Linked DNA regions of Homo sapiens: region 1 is linked to region 2. A link is a loop called in an ENCODE intact Hi-C map of the cell type or tissue named here. Cell type or tissue: endothelial cell of umbilical vein. All regions are shown on one strand. Links, peaks and the distances in the headings refer to the core of each region. The heading gives the core; the rest is flanking DNA. Region 1 overlaps NPAS3 (neuronal PAS domain protein 3). Region 2 overlaps NPAS3 (neuronal PAS domain protein 3).

Region 1 (4,402 bases), core at 78-4,077, 89 kb before region 2:
AGTTTTCTGGAAGGAGTGTCACCTGAACTGAAAAATTGTCTAGAAACAAAGTTGTCAAATTATGCAGTTTAGCTTGCTGCCTGATTTTTTTGTAAAGAAAGTTTTATGGGAACCACAGCAATATTTATTTCAGTGTTGTCTGTGGCTGCTTTAGCACTACAATTGCAAAGTTAAGTAGATGTGATGAAGGCATATGATCCACAAAGCCTCAAATATGTACTACATGGCCCATTACAAAAAGTTGGTCAACACCTGCATTCTAGAAAGCAGAAACATATGGTACTATTCAAGGAATCACAAGCAAAGATTAAGGCAGGGAATGGTAGTGTCTGAAGCTGGTGAGGTGGCAGAGTCTAGATCACTGAGATCCTGCACCCCATAGGGAACGTTCGCTTTCTCCAGGGCAATGAGGATCAATGCAGGGTATTAAGCAGTGACACTACAGAGTCAAGCTTGAACTTTGGATCGATTAGTCTGTTTGCTTCATGGGGTATAGATTGGAGGGGGAAAAGACTGTTAGAAAGGAAACTATTAGGAGGTTTGTAGAAGTAATTTATGCTGTAATTAATGAACTGAGTAGAAGTTTGACCATAAATATGTGAAATGGAATATTACATGATCATTATAAAGAAATATATCTGGATTATATTGACAAGGAAAGATAACTACAGTATGTTTAGTAAAAATAATCAAGGAAACTGCCTATACAAACATACAAAACATATGTGTTACTTTATGCATAGAAGAAAAATGAAGAGAATATACAGAAAAATGTCAAAAGTCTTTTGTGGACGGAGAGGAGGTAAAATTACAGGAAACTATCGCCTTTAATTTTACATATTTCTATACTCTTTTTGCATAAAAATAGATTGCTTTTTAATTAGACCAAACAAATTTAACTTCTTAAAGTTACTTGTAGAGAGAGAGAGAATGAGAGCTCATACCATGACCTAGAACAGGGAAGGAGGGATAAAGAGAAGGGTATAAATTTGAGAATGATTAGGAAGTTAAACTAGCAAAACTTAGTAACGTGAGAGGTGAAGAGAAAGGGGAAAAATTACAATGCCTAGGTTTTTGGTTTGGGTAACTGTGATGAATTGTGGTGTCAATAATAAAATAAAAATAAATAACTTTACTGATTACTTATGAAGTTCAAGTAGTCTTATGCTAACTGTACCTTACCCATTTTTAGTGCATTTAAACTGTCAACAAGTGAAGGAGGAAGTTTTATTTTTCCCATTTTGTAGATGAGAAAACTGAGCCTCAGAGAGATTAAGTAGTTTACCCAAGGTAATGTGATTTGTGAGTGGGTTAGCTGGGAAATGAACACAGATTTGATTGATTCCGAAGCTGACATGCACTCCTACCCTCTCAACCTTTAATGAATTTTTTTCAAGCCACATAGATGGAAACATAAAATCAGTTCAGGACATATCGAGTCATCAACATAGAAGTTTTGATCTAATGTGATAAGCTCTGAATAAATAAAACGAAAAGAGAAGGCCTCAGATTGAATTCTGGAGAATGTTTGTAGTTAATAGATCTTAATCACGAAAGTTTTAAGAATAATGGCATGGAATATATAAAAGATTTTCCCCTTTTGTTGTGTTTGGATACTTGACATGCTTATTGATGCAGTTAATAATGCACATTAAAAAAGAATTAGAATAAAACAAATTTGATGCATTTTTCTTTACATCAAAAATCATAGGTCTGATTTTGTCATTTTAACTTAGAGAACATCTGTTGAGTGCTCACTGTGTGCAAAGCATATCGATGCCACAGTCTTGCCTACTTTAAGTTTTTATGTGTCTGAAATTTCCATGGAGCTAGGAAGAACTAAGATCTAAAAAAAAAAAAAAAAAGCCTAATTTTATAAACAGATCTTTGAGCAGATACTAGTTCAAGAACTGTCTGAAATCCTTATACACTCCTGGTTTCCATCAAGCCGTTGCTATATGTTTTGTTGAGGAAGTCTTCTTTGACAACAGCATTTCTAGTTCTGGTTTGGAGAGTTGGGGTTAAAGGTAAACTGAATTGCCTGAGGAAATGCTGTGGGCCTTTGTGAATGGGAGAGAAAACAATGCACCTCCCACTGAGAGGGAAGCAATTTCTCATTGTGTTACTTCACCCTGGCATTCAGCCACCAGAGGGGGCATGGACCAGAGTGAAATAAATTCTGCCAGCTGCCTGGCCTGGCTTCTCTGCCTTCCAGAGAAGGACCATAGCTATCCTCACTTTGAGATGGGACTAGAGCCTCACTTCCCGTTTGATGAGAAACTACGTGATTTACTAGTAAGCCATGGCTGCGCTTTCCCTGGTGAAGAATAAGACGTGCCTTACAGACTCCCTAAAAGGCACAGACTTGCAAACATAACGATGGTTTTTCCTTAGCGCTATATCCCATGTACAGTTTACTTCCTTTCTAATACGTTGTTGGTTTTTATCCAAATATAGATATGAGCTGTCAGAAAGAGAAATCTTGTTGTCAAGATTGACCATTCAACATAAAGTTTGAACATTGCATAAAAATATGTTTTTGACACAGTAAAATGCATTCCCTCTATGCTCATTGTAATTTACTTTATAGTGACTTGCTTAATAGCATAGCATATATCATTTATACTGCTATCCTTCATGCTTTTAAACTGTAATATCCTTTCCTCAATGACTACTTGTCAATTTCACTGATCTAGATTTGATTTCATAAATTAACTAGGCCAATTAAGTAGAGAGTTATCATTAGAATAAGAAGTGGAAGCAAATAAATATTAATCTTCCCTCTCTGAATGTCGGTATTTCTACACAACTTTGATCATACTTGAACACTACTTAATGGAAAAAATACACCCCTCTATTGTCAATTTAGTATTCCCCAATTTAAACATTTATGAGTATTTTTTTATTCATTTTCTCATTCCAAATCCATCCCACTTTGGGACAGTTGTTTCTGTTTCATCAATATAAAATGTGGGGAATGAGCAAATACTGGAACTTCATTATTTAAGGATTCTCATCATGGCAATTTTCATGGCTTTTCCACCTGGCCCCTTTACCTTGTGGGGTATTTGTTTCAGAGCTACAGGAACCGCATCATATATTGGTAGTTTGCCTGCTGTGCCTTTCTTTGTATTGCTTTAGTCATTTTGCACCCTCACAGACTTTTGGGGAACCACTTGGAAATGACAGTGTTTGACAGAGAATAGAATTGGAGTAAAATGCCCATGATTTCAAAGTATCTCTTTCTAAAATCTTAAGAGGCAGGGACTTCTTTCTCTTTTTCTTTTATTTAAATAATTCATCTTACAATATTAATATCTTGCTCTGTCTTCCTTAGAGGTGGAAAAGAGTTTGTCAACACCCTTTTTATAAAAATACTTTGTGTACACACATGCAATGATAAATTCACCCTTTTTAGCCTTTTGTTGCCTTCTGGATTTAATAATTTCAGCTTCTTTTGTCTTTTAAAAATAGATCCTATTTACCATCTTTCATCTTTTGGTGATGGGGGTAGGGGTGGAAAGAGAGGATGCTTTTCTCAGAACCCTTTTAGTTTCTTCTTTCCAAACTGTGGACACATTAGATTGCTGTGGTAATGGAATATCTTCCCAGATTCACTATGGAAAGAGAGAAGCTACCCAGAAGAGGATATGATACAGGGATCTACGGGAAAAATCAACTTGGGACTCCTGTGTTTTGATGTTGACATTGCTCTCACCGTCCATCCCTAACTCTGAACAGAGATAACGTGATCATGTGCCCAACACACACACAAACACACAGTCACATACAACACGCTCATTCACAGAACATACGTACTCATGCACTCATAGCACACATACACACAGCACACACACACAGCCATATAAGTAGCCTATGGAATATTTTGGGACCCATGATGGGGTGACTTCTGGACTTAGGTTTCCCTGCTAGTTCTGATTAAACACTTCGGATCCAAAAGCCAGAAAATCGGAGCTTCTTAGTCTCTCCAAGTTCATTTGCCCCTTACAGCCCTTCAAGCCTCAGTAGTTTTACCATAGTAATAATTTTTCACTAAGAATTTCAAAAAAAGAGTTTGCCATTGGACATCCTTTGAAATACTTAGCTTTGCTTCACTATTTTTTGTAACTTGCCAAAATCACAAATAAAAGGAACTATGTCCTCTAATGCTTCTTCTGTGGTCATTATCTTGGAAAATATGCAGAGTCTGGTCCAAGTAGAGTGCTCCCCAAACCTTGCTGTTACTTTGAGAATAGTTTTAATGAGGCTTGCAGCTGAGCCAAGCTCTCCTGTTGTGCTATTATGTGGGCATGTGGAAGCCCTAGTGATTGATCTGTGTGGGGGAACTGGCAACACTCGCATGCCCTCTGGGTAGAGGCAGAGCCTCCAGCAGGAAAAATTA
Region 2 (4,402 bases), core at 294-4,293:
ACACCCTTAATCAAATGCAAACCAAATGCTCTGCTTGTATGCTACAACTTTGGCTAAGTGGTTATTCTATCAAATTCTAGACAGTGATAAGGAATCTGTAAAGTTATGGACCCTCCTTTCCTTTCCAAATAGTTTTGTTAAATAAAGACAATGTGTAACTCTGTCATCAAAGACTTGTCCAGTGAAATTGTTCAGGAGGACTGTGAGCATGTCAGTTTGTTACAGAGCATAGCTATGTCTGTATTGCTAACTCTCAAGATATCCCTTCCTCAGTTTTATTTTCTTTCAATGTGTACATAAATGTGGTGGCTTTAAAACAGCTTATGCTCAGGATAGAATTAGGATTCTTTTTTGGCTCACAAGAAAACAAGATAGGGAAACTTCTACTGAGCTCTGTTGTGTAGCATGGGGATAGAGACAGCCAGAGCGGATTTTCTCTTTGACTCTCCCTTGGGTGGGACAGCTCCTGGTGTCCAGGGCATGTGCATGCCAGGTATTCTCTTTAAAGTATTCTCATCTTGTTGTAATTATGGGAATGAGTGAATGATGATGATTTCTGAAGCTCCTCAACAGTCCTCTTGACTTTGCCAGATACACATACATACACACACACACACACACACAGAGAGAGAGAGAGAGAGAGAGAGAGAGGAGAGATGTATATATTTAACCTAACAACATCCAAGAACTGGTTTCAGGTTATAGAAGTATGCACTGTTGACTTGCTTTCCTGTGTAAAAATGATGCCCAGTTACTCACCAAGAGGCCTTATCTTAAAGGAAGATTCCCACATACTGATGCTGAGTTTGGCTTGCATAGAGACTGAATAACTTGTTATACCTGATGATGGCATTCAGAGCTGTTCATGACAGCTCTGCTTTCTAGCTATAATGGAACAGGCAGAAGTGAAAATGAATTAAGAAAACAGAATGGGTTCCCTAACACTGAAAATGTAGCAATGATATATAGCCAGCGTTTATGAAATCTCTTCCAAAATGTAAGGGGCTTAATCGCCAAAGAATCCAAAAGAGACTTTACATGATAAATAAAAAGTATTTCTAGTTGATACAGGATTTAAAGCTTAGAGAAATATTTATTTGTTGGCTTATACTCTCCTCTTTCCACAAAGGATTTCAAATAGCTTACATAAACACATATGATAAAAATAATGTCAAAATAGAACTAGGGAATAAGGAAAAGGAGATAAGCAAAAGTAGGTAAACTGTTACCACATAGTAGGAAAACACAACAAAGAGGCTCATAAAAAGACCATTTATTATAAATGGTCTTTATTAAAGTTTCAGATGTAACCATGAGCTTCATGGTAACCAAAGCAAAAAGGGAAATCCAGTAAACCATCAAAAATGAAAAACCATTGTTTCTTAAGGAAGGCAAAGTTTTTCTGGGACTGAAATCTGAAAATCTCACGTAGGATTTTGGAAGAGCTAACCTGTAGATTATGACATTGATTTGCTTCCACTGGAGTCCATATTCACAGCAAGGCTGTCGTGATCTACACAGCAAACACAAAGACCCAAATTACAAATCTCATAAGCAGGCAGAAGCCCATTCCCCGCCAGCCATAGCTGTGCGGAAGACCATCGGAGAGCGATGTTCTGTTCCCGCATCCAGGCCTCACAATAGCATTGGCTAGTTTGGTGGTTTACAGGGTTTCAAACTGGCTTTCCTTCACCCATACTCACATCCTGCATTTTCTTCTAAGCCCTCATGAGAAATTCACATTATCGTTGCCAGAGGCAGAGGACATGAGAGACTCAGTTAACCAGAGAATACAATTGGACTCACATCCTCTGAAAACATTTTTTCTGGAAAGTGAGGTGAGACAGGATAATTCTGATGCACACCTATCCCAGCAAAGTGCATTCAAGTTAATATAGGGTCCTGTTTACAACAAAAATGAGATCTAGAGCAAGCCAGGAAATTTACACATTTGTATGGGGTGATACCATTAGAAAATACCCTACGTGCCAGCTAAAACCTCTCTTGAAATGTGTTCTAATCACCCCCCACTGCCTCCAGTCCCCTCCTGCACATAATGAGTCACTTCCCTTTTTCTCACCAAGTCCTCACCCTTATATAAGGTATTTCCTGACTATTGTAAGCCAGCCAGAAGGTAGCTGCAGACAAGGTTACAAATTGGCTTGATTCAAGGCAGCTTGCTGAAAAGGGCAGGGTGGCTGCAGATTATAATAAGAGTTAATAGAGGTGAAGGTGAAAGGGGGTAAGTGGTTGTTTTAAATTTGGTATTTTTTTTAAGCCATGCAGATATATTTGCCATAAACTCCTTTCCTTATCCTGTTGTTCATCTCCATATTTTAGATTTCTCTGCATTTGTTATATAAAATGGCAAATAAAATTACAGCTACAGCACACAAGTACAAGGTCAAATAAATGACAGAGCTCAGTCTATTTGTGAAGCTATTCTGAAAGGGAACCATGGTGCCAAATGTGGTTTATTTGAATAATAAAGAAGAATTAGATTCCCCTGATAACTTGGCCGAGGGCCAATAAATCACTGGAGGTTAAAGATGCTTTGCAACCGCCATGTCTTTCTTTTGCTTTTCCAAAGTGCAAGGCTCACTCTTCCATTCTGTGTTTTTCAATGCAAATCAAGTTGAGGTTAGTATGTGGCTAATACTCTTACTTCCCTGCTTGTAGAAGATATATATATTTCTTTAGTGGGGTTGAAAAAAAAAAGAAGACATTAGCTTTCCTTGTAAGTTATTATTCTTGTTTGGCATCATGACATCCTAAAGAGCTGGAATATAAAGACAAAAAAGGTATTATTTCAACACAGCAGAGGGATTACAATGATGGAGCCAAGTGTTAGCATTTTTGCAGTTGGTGTTCTAAATGTATTCAATGCTAGGATAACTGGAGTTCTTTTAATAAATGAATGCAAATACTGCTTTATGGCCCCCCTTTTCAAAACGTTTCAAGTAGACATACCTTAATTTTTTTAAAAAAAAGCAGAAAAATATATAATTTTCTGCAGCTTGTGACCACCCCCCTGCCACCCCAACCAGCAAGTCTACATTTGTCTCCTGTACACTAATCATGAAAAGTTCATCACTTCTGGGTGTAACAAAGAAAAATGCCCTTTTGAATGTGGAAGCTCTGAGGGTTTGGAGACTATTGAGAAAATATAAGTATCAAAATAATTCAGAAACAGTACAAGGCACAGTGGCACATTATCAATTTACAACATTTAAATTGATAAATGCTTGGTGGTGAAGGCCTACAAGGGCACTTTGAAAAGCAAATAGCGACCTGGTGAAGAAATTGATTTTTCCCCCCCGAAAATGACTGCATGATGCATCATTTGACTGCATGCTGTCCGAGTGCTTGACAGAGATAATCTCAGCAATCCCACGGGTGACCTTATCGTTCTCACCAGGGCAACTTTGTCTACGTTCTGACTTTGTGCATGTCAAGGTTCCTCCCGGCAGGATCCTTGGGGGAAAAAGTTCCTCTGTTCGATCCAGATATTGAACTGCTCGTTCTTCCCCCCTTTTCCTTCCACCCCACCCTTCCAAATAGGCAAACACGCCTCTTTATTTCATCCATAATTATGAACGAGCCAGGCAGAAGAATACAGCTCTGTGCTCTGTATCTTTGTTGAAGCTCCTAATGCCTTTTAGTTCATAGTTCTTAGGTGATCATCTATATTGGCAGGGATCTTTTCATCAGAAAGAGTAGAAAAAATCCCTAATGTTCTCCTATAATGCATCGCCACCTTGAGCAGAGTGGAAAAACCTTACCAGTTTCTTTCTTCTCTGTAGTTGCAGGGTGTTTTATTTTCCTCCCTCCCCTGTCATCTTTACATAGAACCCTTCTGAAACTGTCTTAAGTCATACATGTCAGTATCTAACAATATTATTCTCTTGCAATCCAGTGATTTAAGGTATTTCTCTTATAACCTTAAAATTATGTAACAATGACATAAGGCCCAGAAAACATGTCACCTGTGCTATTTGGCTTTGAATCCCAGTGGCAGCCTCTTTGCAGAGATTTGATAGAATCCACAGGGCTTCTTCAGGACCGTTGGTGTTTGGAAAGTATTTTTCTTCCACAGGGTAATAATCGACAATTTTTTTACGCCTAGAATTTTTCTGTTGATATGTATGGATGTGTGGATGTGTATGTCTGTTGATCAGTAATCTTCCTGCCACACAGCTTGTCGTTGATAATTACAATTCTTGATTAGCCACTTCTTGAAAGCAGCAAATACCCTGCCTGGTGTGGCACCCTGAAGCTTCAGTCCCCACTGCCTCTGACACCCTCAGTTCACCATATTCAACCCCTTTTACCTCCTTCTTTCATCCACAACATTAATTCTGAGTGAACAAGACGTGCTTCCTTGCTTTTGACAAGATTTGCT

The links. Hi-C counts contacts between places; a loop is a spot of excess contacts. Peaks named below come from ENCODE experiments on the same cell type or tissue, not always from the same donor. Only the 100,000 strongest peaks of a DNase experiment are listed, where the experiment ranks them.
Region 1: it touches region 2 in a loop (6-fold over the local background); 1 of 110 quality-filtered maps calls a loop at or near these places.

The regions. Positions count from the first base shown.
Region 1 is chr14:33,473,702-33,478,103 of GRCh38, forward strand. The region is part of intron 4 of NPAS3 (neuronal PAS domain protein 3); the gene reads left to right. Among named protein-coding and RNA genes, the nearest start is that of SNORA89, 230 kb to the right of the region's middle. RefSeq lists enhancers at 1,815-2,425, 3,991-4,402. In endothelial cell of umbilical vein, for the core only: a CTCF peak has its summit at 2,144 (motif pointing right); a DNase peak (open chromatin) is centred at 2,120.
Region 2 is chr14:33,562,915-33,567,316 of GRCh38, forward strand. The region is part of intron 5 of NPAS3 (neuronal PAS domain protein 3); the gene reads left to right. Among named protein-coding and RNA genes, the nearest start is that of SNORA89, 140 kb to the right of the region's middle. RefSeq lists an enhancer at 1,622-2,151. In endothelial cell of umbilical vein, for the core only: no CTCF peak of the experiment used is centred there; a DNase peak (open chromatin) is centred at 2,047; H3K27ac peaks cover 3,620 bases.